Linked DNA regions of Homo sapiens: region 2 is linked to region 1. Evidence: chromatin loops called from intact Hi-C (ENCODE). Cell type or tissue: HepG2. All regions are shown on one strand. Each heading gives the region's core, and the rest is flanking DNA. Links, peaks and the distances in the headings are about the cores only.

The links. Hi-C counts contacts between places; a loop is a spot of excess contacts. Peaks named below come from ENCODE experiments on the same cell type or tissue, not always from the same donor. Only the 100,000 strongest peaks of a DNase experiment are listed, where the experiment ranks them.
Region 2: a loop joins it to region 1, with 5 times the contacts of the local background. A loop is called at or near these places in 1 of 110 quality-filtered maps.

The regions. Positions count from the first base shown.
Region 1 is chr3:146,763,910-146,772,631 of GRCh38, forward strand. No RefSeq gene overlaps it. Among named protein-coding and RNA genes, the nearest start is that of LINC02010, 150 kb to the right of the region's middle. In HepG2, for the core only: no CTCF peak of the experiment used is centred there; no DNase peak of the experiment used is centred there.
Region 2 is chr3:146,652,102-146,660,823 of GRCh38, forward strand. No RefSeq gene overlaps it. Among named protein-coding and RNA genes, the nearest start is that of PLSCR5, 51 kb to the left of the region's middle. In HepG2, for the core only: no CTCF peak of the experiment used is centred there; a DNase peak (open chromatin) is centred at 3,420.

The sequences.
Region 1 (8,722 bases), core at 1,699-5,698:
AAAAACAAAAATGGTGGAAAGAATACATAATAATGCCAAGGTAAATGGTGAAGCCAGAGTTCAAATTCAGGTCTCTGAATTCTGAGACTAGACCCTCTGCCATTTAATATACAACATCACCTAAAGTCAAAAATCTTAAGTTGCTTTTCAGGACTTCAAATACATTCTGACTATCTCTCCAGCCTTTGAGGTACTTTCATGCAGTTGATAGACTTTCTGGGAAGAATATTATGACAGCAAACAATGTTGCATGTAATGATTTTGGTGATTAGAAGACCTGCTCCTCAATCTACATATATTTCTATTCACACAAAAGATATTTGGGACAGAAAAATTCTTTTAAACCTGAAATTTGGTGCCTAAGTTATTGTCAGGTCACAATAGTGTAAAAATTAAAATGGTCTGGTCTATTTCCATCTTCAACCAGCTCTTTCTATTCAAGAAACATGGAAGTAATAAAACAACATTAAAAGTACGCAATGGGTTTCTTAAAAGTTTTGTTTCATTTTGCTTATCAAAGTTACAAGTCTAATATTAATCCTTTTGAAGCCTAGTAAGTGAAGATTAAAGCATTCTAACATCTATCTATAGGTGTGCCATAATGAATTATGATCCTTACCTAATTCCATGTAATGGAAAAGCTCCAGTAAGTAACAAACTTAATCAGTGCAGTGGCACAGAAGATCAATCTTTGATTCCTATATTCACAAACTGGTTATTTGGTCACATTAGAGAGCAGGCTGAGTGTTGGAACAGATTCCTAGAAATGATGGATGTAATTGTCAAAGCTGCCAGGGTCAATGTATAATGTTCATAAAAGAACCAACCCAATTCAAGCACCTTCCATTTATCATTTATGCAATTTGACCCCTAGTTCTCTTTATAACATATAAAGGAGAAACAACTGCCATGTTCACTCCATTGGAATCTTGTGCACTTTCCACTATCATTCAGGTCACAGCCTTTTTTAGACTGGGGTTATTTGTACATAACTTTCCCTTCTCTGAGGGCATTGGGACAATTAATTGAAATATGGATTTAAAGAAGATAGAAATAGATCCATGAATCTGTATGTAATCGCCATGTTACCATATAGAATGTTTTGAAATCCCCAGTCAGAATCTTTCTGATTCATCATCTACTTACTGTTATAATACACACTCAACTTTGACATTGGCAATATTGTGTTGAGAATTATTCCAATAACCAGCATTTTACAGGTGGGTTTTTCTTATGAAATTTGCACGTGCTAAAGTGTTAGGTGTACAAAAATTTAAAAGAAAACCTCAAATAAATACATATTAATGTCATATATATTTTCAATTGGAGAACAATATAAGGAACTTTTATTTATTTTGCTTGAACAATTGGTCTTCTGTGGCAATTGATGAATTAAATGGACACTATCACAGATGAGTTCAGTTACAATTATACATATTATTAATTCTAGAGTCTTATCAAGAAAAACAGCTGTTTGGAATTCTTGGCTCTTTGTTTTTAGATTTGTGTATTTACAACACTTCCATAAAAGTGTGTTCTTACTGGATATTTGCATTAGAATGTAAGCTCATGAGGACAACGCTTACTCTTGGCCAGATTTTAGATTTCTAGAAGAATGAGTACATTGTAGAGGCTCAGTATTTACTGAAAGAAAAAAATAAGAGAAAGAAGGAAAGAAACAGTAATACAGAAAGGAAAGTGAACAAAGAGTATAATGCATATTATTTTAAAATATGCAGATATTGAAGTGATTTGTGGGGTATTTCCAAAATTAGATATGATTCATTATGATATTATTACCCACATCAATGACACTATTACCCACTTTCTGAAACTAAAGCAGTATATTTCCTAAATTACAATAGATATTTATCTGTTTTAAAAACAGCAAGGTGATCTTACGGAAAATGCAAGTAACGTGAAAAAGGAGCAATCATAACTAAAATGATGTAACATTGAAAAGTGCCTCACTGGTTTTCTTCTTCACTTCAGGATAAGTATATCCTTAAATATACTTCAAAACACTGTAATAAGAAAAATAGCTCTCCAAAACCTAATACTAAATAGAAAATTAGTATCAAGTGACCTAAAATGTAACTTAAATGAAAATGTCACAAACAGTCAACAGATAGTTTCTAAATGTCAAAATAAGCCTGTCACTCTGCAAGAAGCTCAGAGAAGCGTAGTCCTTTCTCTTCTGAGTGTGCAGTTCTAGCAGGCACAGAGATAAATGAGAAATAATAAATGTGATAACTGCTGTAATAGGCAAATACAGAAAGTATACTGAAAATAAGGGCAACAATTTTGACAAACAAAACATTAATAAACAATTGAAACTACAAAAAAGACTCATAATTTTAATAAATTTTGCCTTCTTCATCTCTTCTCAAGAAAACAAATGCCTCTGCTTTATTGGGTGACATGATCATAAGGAGATGTAACAGCTCTGATTTGTATTACTGAATCTCATTTTCCTCATTTGTGAAACACGAGTTTAAAAATCCTTTTGAAGGTCAAATGAGAATATTTGATATTATTGTGTAAACTGTCAAGTGCTACACAAATATTAGTCATTTTTTTCCACAATTGTTTTTAGCATGTGTATGTCACATGGTTAACGTAGCATTCTCATAAAAGAAACCTTGAAATGTCTCTCCTACTCAATTTTTATTTTGCAACTATTTTCAGTCATTATTATGTATGATATGCTTTTTAGGGGCATTTGAATTTTAAAGAGAATAAGTAAAAACTGAAAGGAGAAGGACAATGAAATTATGAGATTACAGTCATAATAATTTCATTGATTAATTTTTCATAGAACTATATTATATTGCTCCCAAAAGATTTTCCGAGAAATTAAAAAATGCTGCACCACCATTTGAAATGGCTGTACAACTGCTGCTTAGGTTAGAGTTAACTTTTTTTTAAGCCTGAAAATACAGTTATATTTTCATATAATAAAATAGGGAAAATAGGATTTTTAGTGCTACTTGCTCTCACCAGAAATAATCATAACCTTTAAACTGTTATTTATGTTAAATTAAATTTTTCATTTTTACTACCTCATGTTTTAGATGAGGCATGTATTTTTTAATGTATTTCCACACTGTTATTGTACCTGTATGATAAACTGCTGACTTACATTCATACCATAATTATTTTTTAGTTTTATTTCTCTGTTCCTAAAGAATCACAGAAGTAAAGAATTGTATTTATGCTTGTATTTTTCAGCAACCTTATGTCAGAAAATGATGCATATTACTGTAGAAATCATATATGCAAGTCCAAAGGGAGATGATGAAAAAGAAAACAAGCTTTAAAGTCTACACATTCCTAACACCGCATTAGGAACTCAGCACTCATAGTGAAATCAAAGAATGATCACACTCAACTCCATCTCAGACCTAGACTGAAATATCAAACTTCAAAAAGAAAAGAAAGTTAAGAACTTTAGGCTAATCAAAATTTTCCAACATAGTTAACATTATTGCTGCCTTCATCGCACTAGAAAACATAAACAAGAATCCAAGTTTTGTATATGCTTAAATAAAAATATTTTTATTTCTATCCATTATGACATATAAGCAAGTAGTAAAATAAAAGCACAATAAAATGATGTATAGAATTGTCTCAGTCTAAAAAAATTCAATTGAGACTATTAATTTTATGAAAACTATAAAGAATTCTTCATGAAATTATATTATACACTAATTTTTAGCATTCTACTTACATTTTACATCATCAACAAATTAAAGGAAACATTTAAACGTTATTTTTTCAATTTTATTATTCTATTACAATAATCTTTTTGACATAAGTATTTCAAATAAAACATTCAAAATAAATTCTAGGTGCTGATTTGAGCTTTTGATGTAATCATACTTCTGTACCCATAGTAATGTGAAGTTAAACTTTCTCCTCACAATGTAGATCTTTTATAACAACAGTGTTATTCTTTTCTCTGACACAAACCCTGTGATATCACACAGTATCCATATACTGTATCGATACATTACATGGCTCCAAACAGTAGGCTTCAAATAAATGAAAAAATTATATTTGTGACAAAATTCTAGAAAAGGGAATGGTAAAGTGGGAGAATAATTTCTAACTTTTTAACTCTGGGTCAGTGGATTTGGGTACATTTAGATGGACACACATATTTGCACACTGCAAGTGTGCACATGTGTATATATATTTATATGTGTTACCCAAAATATATGGATTGTGTAATCATTTAATCTACGCTTTTACATTTATGAAATTTGATAAGGGATTATCTTACCTATATTCAATTTGATGTAAAGCCAATAAAATCTCTGTCAACATTCATTTTAATTAATCCAATAATGTTAATTGCTGATAGCTTCATTCTCCTTGTTCCCTGTTGGCAACCAGAAAGGTAATTCTCCCTCTAACTTAGCTGTCAGGATGCCATCCAGGAGAGATTGTCGTCTTGCTTTTCACTGTGACCTCTGACCCCACCACTGTCTTCCTGTAACAGTCCTATCTTCGGGTATTTAATGAACTTTATACATGGCTAAAAGGTTAAAAGTGCAGTGAAATGTTAGGCCCTGCTGCGAAATGTTCCATTGTTTCTATATGTCTAATTGACCTTTCATGTTATGCAAGACAAGAAAAGCAAACCAATAGGTTTCTTAGTATCCAGTCCAACACAGTCTTTATTATTAATATGCTAAACATGTTTCTTTCAAGGCATTGACACCTAAACACTGCTAGAAGTATCAAAATGACTTCTCATTAATAACCATTATATTAATCACTGTTGCCCAGAACTAGAATCTAACTGCGAAATCCCCTGGTGGAAATTGCTATAATCGTTCAAACTACAGGAATGAATATTTTTCAGCATAATTACTGCTGTCGTCTTACTGAAAAATATCCCATTAGATGGCAGCTTTTAGTTACATAAATTGTGTTGATTAATTTTTAATTTCCAGCATTTATATGACATTGCACAAGTAAAGATCTTTGATAATTTAAATGGTTAGCTGAGCAATTATTAAAATAACTCACAGCAATTGAAACATTCATTTACTTACTAGAAGTGCCGTACGTCATTAACTCCTGATTAAAACAAAGTTGGCAAATTGCAAGTGCTGAATTGATCACTAAGATATTTATCTCATGGTGTTTAATAAAACTATTTGTGCCATGTATGATGCCTCAGCTGCAAGGATGAAACTTTAGTATAAATGTGTCAAAGCGAAGGAATCTAAACAATACTGGCAACATGGCATCTCAACTGTGTGCTCAAGCGCACATCTGTGGCTCTAGGCAGGCAACTTAAATGCTCTATAACATTACCATTTGTATCTAACCCAGTAACTCTTTCATTTAAAACAAACAAAAGTTTCCATACTTACAAGAAAACAATGAGTTCTTAGTCTTACTTGTGTAATTTATGTTTTTATCGACTTGTTTGAATCTTCATCTTAACTGTGAATTCTCAGATAACTTTCAGTTTCTTTATCAGTAAATTGAGAAGGTAACTGTGCTTATTTCATAACGCTGTACTATGGGATAATATAACTCAAGAAATGTAAATTTGCCTAGATAACATATGGGATGTACTGAGCAATAAATCATCCTTCTCATTATAATGTCTATCACAATTTTTTCAAATGTAAGGCAATAATGAAAAGATAAATGTTTTATACCTGAAAATAAATGTCTTTTGGTTCTTAATGTCTCTCTGCATTAGTCTTCATAAGCTAAACACAAAAACACCCATGTATTTGGTTTTCAGCTGAGTTGACTATCAATTTTTAGGGTTTAATTAAACAGAATAAAAATTTCAAAAATAGATGACTAGATAAGAGAAACCACACTTTTATCATAAATAATAATTATTCCCAAGTCCCACTGCAACTGCAAACTTGAAAGAAAAATTAAATCTGAAATATTGCAATATTGTAACATCTAAAATTTATATTTTGAAGTCAGGTGGCTCATGCATGTAATCCCACCTCTTTGGGAGACTAAGAAGGGAGGATTGCTCCAGGCCAGGAGGCCGAGACCAGCCCAGACAACATAGCAAGACCTACCTAAACAAAATAAATAAATTAATTACATAAACTGGGCATGGTGGCACACATCTGTAGTCCTAGTTACTCAAAAGTTAATGTTGCAGTTACCTGTGATCACACGCTGCACTTCAGCCTGGGCCACAGAGCAAGACTTTGTCTCTAAAAAATAATAAAATAAAATAAAAGCATTTTAAGGTATTTTTTGGAAGTTTGTATAATTGCTCCCAAAACATAGACAGTGTTTAAATTTGAGTACTTCATGAGGAATTGGTAGAGAAAATTGTTCATGTTGTTTTCCAAAAATCAGGATAAATTTGTTACAGTTTCATATACAAATGTCTAATACCTTTTGTAAAATAAATGCTGACAAAATTCAAGAAGTTGTCTCTATAGCCTTTTCCCTCAAAATATTCATAGTTCAATAGGAGAATGAGGAGGAGCAATAATTACAATGTACTGTGACAAGTGTTACAATATATACAATTAAGTAACTTAAGTGGAAAGGAAGTTCTTAACTGGGTTTAGAGGGGTTTTGGAAGCCTTCCCAGGGCGGGGACAGTTGAGTGGATCTTGAAGGATAAGAATTTGCAAGAAAAGTGTTTGGGGGAACAATATTGTAGGAAAAAGAAACATTGTTTGTTTCAATGAGTGAAGTACTAAGAGTGCATATGGTCCCATCTGTCCCGTTCTTAGAACATACTAGGAGCACAATAAATATTTGTTTAATCAATGAATGAATCAATGAATGAAATATATTGGGAAAAGTGTTCCAGAAGGGATTTTAAAAATCCTGTAAATGAAAGGTAAACACCCTTGACTATAATTTTTCCTGTTTTTCTCTACGTTATTGTGATGTTTTTCTAACTCATAAGCTCTGTTTTACTTTTTTGGTCCTTTCACAAATATCATCCAAGTTTCCTGAGACGACTCCTCTCTTGATCCTGGATATTATATTTATCTCTGATACTCCTTTGTGTGTGGTCCTGGATTTGTATGCCCACTGATACATAACTCACCTCTGGCACTGCTCTGTAATACAGAGGCCTGGCTCCTGGGAGGCATGGCTCCTAGGCTCCCATAAAATTATTTCCTGTTTGACTTCAGACAAGGGGTGATAATGGGGAGATTAGAGAACAAGAAGATGAGAAATGCCAGAGTGTGTTTTCCCCTCCTCCTTAGCAGGGGATAAGTATCCACAGTGATTCCATGGCCTGCCAGATAGTTCACCATGTTTCTATTTTCTACATAGTGACCCTAATCCCAGACTCTTCTAACACCATTTCCTCCAATTGTCTTCTCTAAAGGATTTGGGGATTATTTTTGGAGATTTAAATATAAAATATGAGTCTATGTTTCCAATGCAGTGTGCTTTCTATAATACTACAGTGTTACATCATTGAATATATTTGACAAAGAAATTACAAACTATAACTAATGTAAGAGGAAAATAAATGATGGAGAATAAGGAAGAAAAAAGGCATTTTGCCAGTAAGGAATGTTTTTGACTTCATATAACAGATAAATTAAGCATGGATTAAACAGACAGGGATTTCTATTTTTCAGATGTGAACCAGTCATAGTTAGGCAGTTGCTGCCATTGATCAGTTGCTCTGCTACGTGGTAGTAGCAGTGATTCTTTTGCTATTTTCTCCATGGAACATGCAATTTCAGGCATTACGTCCCTAATCAATGAAGGAAGAAGAGGATAAGGGCCCCACAAGTCAAAAGTATCACTTTTTATCTTGAAAGCAAAAGCTTCCCCAGAGTTTTCAGCCAAATTTACGTAAGTCTTATTGGCCAGAAGTGTGTCATATGACCAAACAATTACAGCAGAGGGTAACAAAGTAAATATTTACATTTTTTAGCCTCCTTAGTACAGGCTGGAAACTGAGACTGAGATTGAGTGATGGGTTAGGCAGCCAACAGAGGCATGTAAAACGGAGCTATTTTAATGACAGATAATAAATAAATGCCAGTTTCAAGGAAAGTAAGTGGTGTTAAAGAAAAATCTTTTGCTAATAAGATTACTTGGTTAATGTCCAAGTTTGGGACAAATGAAGTTAAGAAATGTTTGACAAATCATAATTCAGCAAAGACATTTTAATATGTGGAAACTGAGGCTCAGGGAAGATGAGTAAATTCTGCACATTAATGCACCTGATTCATGGCAATGCCAGTTTTCAGGACTAACTTTATTGTAATTCTGGGAGGTGACAGCATGCTGGCAGCCCTCACAGCCCTTGCTTGCTCTCAGCGCCTCCTCGGCCTCCGCACCCACTCTGGCCGCACTTGAGGGGCCCTTCAGCCTCCCGCTGCACTGTGGGAGCCCCTCTCTGGGCTGGCCGAGGCCGGAGCTGGCTCCCTCGGCTTGCGGGGAGGTGTGGAGGGAGAGGCGGGGGCGGGAACTGGGGCTGCCCGCTGCTCTTACGGGCCAGCACGAGTTCCAGGTGGCCACGGGCTCGGTGGGCCCCACACTCAGAGTGGCCGGCTGGGGCCACCGCCCTGGGCAGTGAGGGGCTTAGCACCCTGGCCAGCAGCTGCAGAGGGTGCGCCGGGTCTCCCAGCAGTGCCATTACACCGGCGCTGCGCTCGAATTCTCACTGGGCCTCAGCTGCCTCCCCGCCGGGCAGGGCTTGCGACCTGCAGTCTGCTATGCCCAAGCCTCCCCCCGC
Region 2 (8,722 bases), core at 1,570-5,569, 110 kb before region 1:
GAAGTTGCAGTGAGCCAAGATCGGGCCACTGCACTCCACTCTAGCCCAGGCGACAGAGCGAGACTCTGTCTTAAAAAGCAAAAACAAAAAAACATGCAAACAAAAAAACAGCTTTCTTACAAAAGTAATTTGGATTCGGTACTTACATTTGTGCTCGTGCATTTTGCGCTCATTCCAGTGTAGAAATAGAGATAAGTGCTCTTTGTGATATAGCCTTTCGGTCATAGACATAAGGACTGAAGCCATAAACAACTTATAAACTAGAGAAATGAAAACTATATGCACTAAGTTGAAATTGAGTTTTCTCTAATTAAAATGTTAATAAGATTTAATGGCTTAGAGTCCCCTAAGACCTAAAGGAGCCCATAATTAAAATAAAGTGATTTTAAAGAAATTATGATAAATATTAAAATATCCAAAATTGTTTTGCTGTAAATTCTTAAACTTAGGCCGTATTTCCTTTACTGCTCTTTGCTTTTCTTTTCTCTAAGTATTTTTTTCTTTTTTAGATATATGTGTATAAGATTGTTGACTCTTTACTATGCCGATACTAGGTTAAACTAAAATAATACACATTCTCATTTAATTCTCACAATAGTCCTCTGTGGTAACAGCTTTTCTTCTCATGTTACTGGATAAAGAATTTCAAGCATGATATTCTGATTTACCTACACAAATAAGGAAAAAAAATTCCAACTTTCATATTTAAATTTATTATTTACTTATTACCTATCTGACACTACATTCAGCATCAGATAAGTGAATGTCTTGTGTGTGGTTAGTTGTAGTGAGCACAGAGCCCACCCATATTCCCAGCTTCCCTGTGGTTAGGTGTGGCCAGATGACTGTCCTGGATGAGGGAATGTGAGAGGATTAATGATGTGTCTGTTCTGAGTGGTGGCTTTTAACAATGGATGTGCCTACTTCGTGTTCTTTTCCACTTTTGCCAAAAGAGTGAAGATTACAACAAGGCCTTTCAAGATACTGGAGCCACAGGATAGAGGGAGACTTTTTTTTTGCCTAATTCACCCATGGAGAAAATCTGCCAGTGGTTCAGGAACTCCGGCAGGGGATGACTACATGATTTAGGAGTACACGTCTATTGCAATTTAGCTATTGCTTAATTTTAGATTTATTTGTGAAAGCACCTAATACTATATTAATGCAAGCTTGTTTTTATGTTTTCCTTGTTTTCTTTCCCCAAATTGCATAATGTATTCTATAAGAGACACCTGATTCTTTTCCTGCTGATGTAAATTAGAAGCTATAGTTTTCTATTTGCTATTACAGTAAATGTTGATCTTATTATCTTCCATCCAATAAACTTTCTGCAATTTCTGGCACATGCCTGTTATACTGATTATGAAATAAAAGTAATTGGTGGTTATCACTATGTTAAAAAAAAGAGAGATGAAAAGCTTCGTGAAAAGGGTGTTGATGGCCTTTTCAGTACTCACCATTAAAAATGCAAAATAAAGATTCAGACCAAGAAATATATATTATAAAATTACTGTATGTATATGTTATTAGTCTACTACTTGGTCATTTAGAGAAAATGTGGCTATTTTCAAGAATTCCATGGATGTGAAACGGACACTGCTTATGAGTGGGGGAAAACTGTGGGTTAATTCCTTAAGTGAGACTAGTTGTATAACCTTGACCAAGTCACTCATTTCAGTGGAACTTGGCCTCACCTCATATTCATAACAACAATTTCTAATATTTACAGAGTCTTTTCTCTGTATCAAAAAATGGCCTAGGTTTTTTCCACATATTAATTCATTTAATCCCCACAATATTATGGGACAGTACTATTTTGCCCCATTTTATAGAACAATAAGTTAAAGTATCTTGACTAAAGTCATTCAGCTAACTGGTAGCAAAGTTAAGCTTGAACTGCCAGTCTGGCTCCGGAGTAAGTACTATTAACCAGTTTCCTAATGATTCTCAAACTACAGAGTGCACCAGAATCACCTGGAGAGCTTGTTAAAATACAAATTGGTGTGTCTCAAACCCAGAGTTTCTGATGCACTAGGTCGGGGGTGGTGCCTGAGAATTTGCATTTCTAACCAGTTTCCGAGTGTTGCTGATGCCACTGGTTCAGGGACCACCTGGTGAGAAGCACTATGGTATACTATACTGCCTTTCTTCTCCAGGATTTTGATTATGTATAATTTCTTTTACATGTGTGTTCATTCAAATTAATTAAATTACATTTTAAGAAACTGTTTTAAGTACTCAGCTTTTATATTTCAAAAATACAGCATAAGGTCTATCAAAATGAATTCTTCTTGCCTTTTTCTTTAGATTATTTAAGCACGTTAAATGAATAATAAATGAAAGAATTGTCTTATTTGAGCTAAAAGGTACGATATCAATGAAAATCATTTTCTTAGCTATTTGATTACCATTATTTAATTGATACTAGCACTTTCACATTTTATGTTCCTCCTTAGAAACGCTTTAATTCCCAGTTTATATGCTAATTTATGTGGTCAAATTTTAATCCTTGCTATGTTTTTCCATTTTCAAAAGTTTCCTTGAAGTCACTTTTCCCCCCATAGCACATTTTCCACAATTACCTGATAAGTTCTATTTATAGTCTCTAAATTTTTAAACATTGTGTTTAATCTTCCTTGTATATCCTTTATAAAATCAAAGATATATATTTTGGACAGTTTGAAAGAAGATAGAAAATGGAGATAAAAAACAACATTAGAATAGTATAAGAAAATTATGAAAATATAAATTAATGAAAGAACCTAAAAAAAGAAAAAAGCAAAAATACAAATGTATATATTTAAGTAATTCTGAATTATGTATAATTTTTATTTATATAAAATATATATTTGTGTATATATATAAAATGACTGCCTAGATATGCAGTGATTTAGTATACAATGTGTTTTCATGTATTCAGGAGCTGTCATATAAATAGTAGAACATAAGAGTATTTTTCATAGATTCCGCTGTAAATTTAGTTTATGTTTAAGTGAGAAACTTTGATCCAGATAGCCTCAAAATATAAGTAAAATACATAACTTTCAATCAAAATGTATGAAATGGAAACAATAAAGAGCATGTTGGTTTTGCTGATGTTAAGGGTTTTTGTCTGTCTTGAGATTTGAGTAGGAATATCTCCCTCAGGATCATTTGCCTTCTAAAGCATCTAGGGGTTTGGAATCATGACCAGGGAGAGAGATTCCGAAATGCGAGAAGATACTGTAAGAAAAAAAAAAAAAAGGAAAGAAGCAAAAAGTAAAATAAGTGAAGGGAACATGTCCTAATTAAAAACACTTTTCTATCTTTTAGAAGCCCCAAAATGCACACAGATGAAAGCAGCACTGCTTGTTTTATTAGTTGCCTAACCAATCAATACCATCCTGGAAGCAACAACTGTATAAACACAAAGCCTCCAGCAAATGCTTTGTAGAGCCACCTGCACTCTGATCTAAAATGAACCGGAGTGACATTTCAAACATTCTCATGAGAAGTTTTCTACTTTCTCAGGATACAACATTCCACATTGTCCATAAGACTATTGGAATATGTTCAGCAGCATTTTCATTCCAGTATGCACAGTACAATGTTTTCAAATCGTAGAAGATGTGTTTGTCCTTGATGTTGAGCACATAAAGCTGATATTTTGCTGTTACTATTTCAAAAAGATTATTAAAGTAGTTACAACATGTTCCTGTTAAGTACTATTGCATGTATTCCTGATTCATATTTTTTTATTTGTTTTTCTTTCCATGTTAGAGCTGCAACTAACCGAGTTGTGTTTTCTTTAAAAATTTATCTTCTTTTGTACCACCAGGGTTATGTAAAATAGGTCTTTGTATAAACCTAAACCAAAATGTACTTAAAATATTTAGTTAAATTTGTAAATATGATTTTTCCTTTACAATAAAACAAAGACATTATTTATTCATTACTGCAAAATAGCTTAGTCTGGAAATTTTAGTTAGCATTGATTTATAAGTAGTTTTTAAAATAAAAATAGGTAACCATAAATGTCAGTTTATGCTAAATATTGTGGTAAAATTTTGTTCATTTACTTAGTTGATATTTATCACAACAATGTGTGTGGTAAATACTCTCAATATTTCATGAGAAAAGTAGAAGTTAGAAAAACTAAGCGACTTTTCCTAAACAACCAGTAGGTGTTTAAGCATAAACTTGAACACAATTCTAACTCCAAAGCTTAAGTCCAAAGAGGAATTCTTTTACCTCATTGCTATTCTCAATAGCAACACACTGAAAATTGAGTTGATTACCTATTTACTGCGTTTTGGCCCTTTTGTGTATAAGAATTATGTGGTAATTTGTAGAAATAAAAAGTTCACAGTCATTAATGAAAATAAAATCCACAAGAGAATTCTATGGTGATAATTGCATATGTTTAAATTTTTCCTGGGAAGGCAAGTTGAGGGGATGGCAGAGGAAATATGGGGATGGTTAATGGGTATAAAAAAAAAATAGAAAGAATGAATAACACATACCATTGTGATACTATTTGATCACACAACCAAATGACTATAGTCAATGTTTAGTTGTACATTTAAAAATAACTGAAAAAAGTTAAGATGATAAATATTATGTTATGTATATCTACCATTAAAAATAAAAATAACAACAATCTACATTTTTCATCCTTATGCATAGACTTTCATATGAGGCGTCTAAGATTTTGTCGAATATAAAAGAAAATAAGCCTATCAGCTTAACAATACATTTTAGTTGTAATTTTAATACTATTAACTATAATTTTACTTGTATATTAGTTAAGTAGTTATATATTAATAAAAATAGGTTATTTATCTGTACTTCCTGGATGCCAGATATTAATTCATTGATTACTAATACATTAGTAATCAATTCATTAACTCATTGACATTAATCAATTTATAGGTTTAGGAAACATGATAAACATGATGGATGTAGAACTTTCTTGCAGAGTTTATACTCTAGCAAAGGATATATACATGAAAGAAACAAATTATAGAAATAATTATTTAACTATAATTTTGATAAACGTCAGCAAGCGGAAGTGCAGGGTGCTTAGAGAACACTGAACCTCACACATGCTTTTGGGTGGAGGTGAGATTTGGAAAACTTTCCTAAGGGAATAATAGTAAGCTAATATATGAATGATAAGGAGAAGTTAGTTGGTAAAGTGTGAAGAATAATGGAGATCAGAAAAAATTATTTTATTCTAATTCTCTTCAGAAGCATGTACATTTATTGTTAGCATCGTTGAAGGACCAGATTTTTAGGGAGAGACACGAAGCATATAAAATTTTGGAAAGGAGACTCTTTAATAAAAAGAGTGCAGTTTGTACTTGGTTCAAGATGGCTGGCTAAAGACAAGGATGCTAGTTCTCCTCAAAAGTAGTCAAAATGACAGATAATTATTAACTCAAATAGAATATTAAAGAGAAAATACTAGAACTCCACAGAGAAATCATGGGAAAAAACTGCAGCACAGAATAAAAGAGGAGGCAAGAGAGCAACTCTACTGGCAAAGATCACCTAGGAGCCTCAAGGGAGTTGGTATTGCACGGAAAGGGTAAGTGGGAGTATTTTGGTTGCCCTCATCTCTACTGCAGACTGCTGGTACCCAAACTGTGGGGGAGCCTCTCTGCCCTTGCATTCCTGGACTCTAGTGTGAGTGGTGACTTGGGGATTTCTTGAGGGTATTACACCTGACTGTGGACCCTTGCCAGGTTGCTCACCCTCCTTTCAGACTCGAGCAGCTGCAGCAGGGCATCATTTTGGGGGCATGAGAATTGAGAGACTATGTCCTACCCAGGGAACCTCAGATATTGTGTCTCCATATCCAAAAAGATCTCACGAACATTTCTTACTGTCTGTTCTGAGGCAAGCATTGGCACAGTGCTGGTTGGAGCCAAGGAAGCTGCAGGGTTCCCAGTATTGTAGCCTTCTGGGACTGCTACTCCTACTGGAAGGGAAAGTGCAGAGCACCAAGAAGGTAGCCCATGGAACAAAAGACGCCAAAGGGCACACTTTCCAGTGCATTAGAGCTCCCTGCTTGGGGTTGTGAGGGGACAGATTAGCTTCCAGCAGGGGCACAATATCTGCGCTTAGCTCTGCAAGAGAGGCGTGAAATTATATCTTATTGACCAAAGGACCTCTGTGCTAGATCCCAAGCATAGAGACAGGGACTTTTCTTCCCACTCCACCCACTGATGCAGACACAGCCAGTTACTGCTCGCATGGGAAACTGGCACAGGTGAGCCACAGTACAGCCTGTCTGAGGCTGTGAGGGACAACTGTCTTCCCACTGTCAGTGTAGCCTCCCATGGAGTTTGTGTGAAAAGCAAGCCTGCCACCCCGCTATCCCTGCCCCCCACCCCTCTCTGCATAGAGCTGCAGTGTTTCGGCAGTAGAATGCCACAGAGCTATGTGTTTTGCGGGGGCTGCGGAGGAGGATCCCCCACTGCAGACACAAAGAGATAGCATGGAAGCTTGTTGTTGAGCTGCCCAGCTGGCTGGCTGCTACAGCTCTTGGCTACATTGTAGTCTGAAAATAAATAGCAGTTGTGAATAAACTGAATAACCTGAGTGCCACACAGGGCATGACAGGGAAAGAGATCACATTCCACCTGCTGAGACAGGGGTTATGAAACAGCCCTTCCCCTCAATATAGAGACCTCTGTGCATTTCACCAGGGCCCTGATGACTCCTCTGCCACCCCATTAATGCTGACCATTATAAGGAGGGCCTGGAGTATGGGCTTGTCCTGTCCAGCTCAGCCCAGCTTTGTCTCCCACCTCCATTTGATCATGGAGCCCAGACTGCTACATATTCCATAGCCCAGACCATTTCTTGAGGCACTGAAGAGCTTAGCTCCTGGTAAACAAAGATCAAGCATAAACCTACTGATACCACCACAGCCGGCTCTTATCTGCAAGTGCTGCCTCCGGGCCTGGAGGTGGAACTGCACTTCCCAAGGCAAAATTTACTGTCACAAGGACACAGCACTTGGGAATGAGACCTCTGCCACCCCAGCTACACAGGGGGCCATGAGCCTGTTCAACACACCCAGTATACCACTACTACTGGTGTTTGAGAAAATTACCACACTAAAGCTATCTATAACCAAGGAATTAATATAGTCTTCACTAATGAAAGCACCCAGAAGCAAAGCCAAACAATTCTACTCAACATATATTATAGTGACATCCTAAATAATTTAAAAAGTCCCATCTAAATGAAAGCAGATTCAAAAATAAGAAGTGACAGTTCCTCTAGTTGAGAAGGAATCAGCATAACAATTCTGGAAGTATGGAAAAATAGAGTTCTAAGACACCTCCAAAGGATCACACTAACTCTCCAGCTATGAATCCTAAAATTTGTGAAATGCCAGAAATCAAAACATTGATTTAAATAAAGCTCAATAAGCTCCAAGACAAATTTGCAAACCAAAGAAATAACATAGAAATAAGAAAATCAACTTAGGATATAAATTATAAATTTACCAAAGAGATCAATTTAAAAACAAATAGAGCTTCTGGAAATAAAAAAATGTATTGAAGGAATTATAAAATCCAGTTGAAAGCTTCAGCAATAGACTAGACAAAGCAGAAGAAAAAAGTCTCAGAACTTGAAGACAGGTCTTTTGAATTAATTCAGTCAGAAAAAAAAAAGAAAAAGAACTAAAAGAATAAACAAAGCCTTCAAGAAGTATGGAATTACCTAAAACAACTGAACCTACAAATCATAGATATTCTGAAGGAGAACAAGCAAAAAGTTTGAAAAACCTGCTTGAGAAAATAATTGAGGGAAACTTCCCTAATCTAGCAAGGTATTTAGATATCCATATACAAGAGGTTCAACAAGCACCAGGATAATCATTGCAAGAAGGCCTTTACCACAACATAGAGTTATCACACTGTCTAAGGTGAACATGAAAGAAAAAATTCTAAAATCATCAAGAGAAAGGTGTGTAGAAACCTGTAAAAAAAACTTCATCAGACTAACAGTGGACTTCTCAGCAGAAACCTTCCAGGGCAGAGGAGATTAGGATTCTATTTCCAAAGTGCTTAGAGCACAAAATCAATCACAAATTGTATGTCCTGCTGGAATAAGCTTCATAAATAGAGGAGAAATAAAGTTTTTTCCAGACAAGCAAACCCTGAGGGAATTCTTTACCATTAAACCAGCCCTACAAAAAATTCTCAAAGGAGTTCTAAACATGGAAACAAAAGGTTGGTACTAGCCATCATAAAAACACATGAAAACATAAAACTTGCAGGTCTTAAAAAACAATTACACAAGTGGGGGAAAAAAAAGAAATCAAATGGCAACATGACAGAACTTCACCAAACCACAAAGACAAACAGACTGAGGGGAAAAAAAAGAAAAAAGAAAATAAATTCGCTGAGCAACTAGATAACAATTAACGTTATGAGGGGAACAAAACCTTATATATCAATATTAACCTTGAACATAAATTGATTAAAACTTCAATTAAAATATACAGATTGACAAAATAAATTTAAAAAAATATGAACCAACTGTTTCCTACTTATGAGAAACTCACTTTACCGGTAAAGACACATGTAGATTGAAGGTAAAGGGCTGATAAATGATATTCCACACACAAAAACAGAAATCAATAGCCATCATGAATAGCTATGCTTATGTCAGGTAAAACAGGCCTTGACTCAACAATAATATAAAACAGCAATGAAGATTA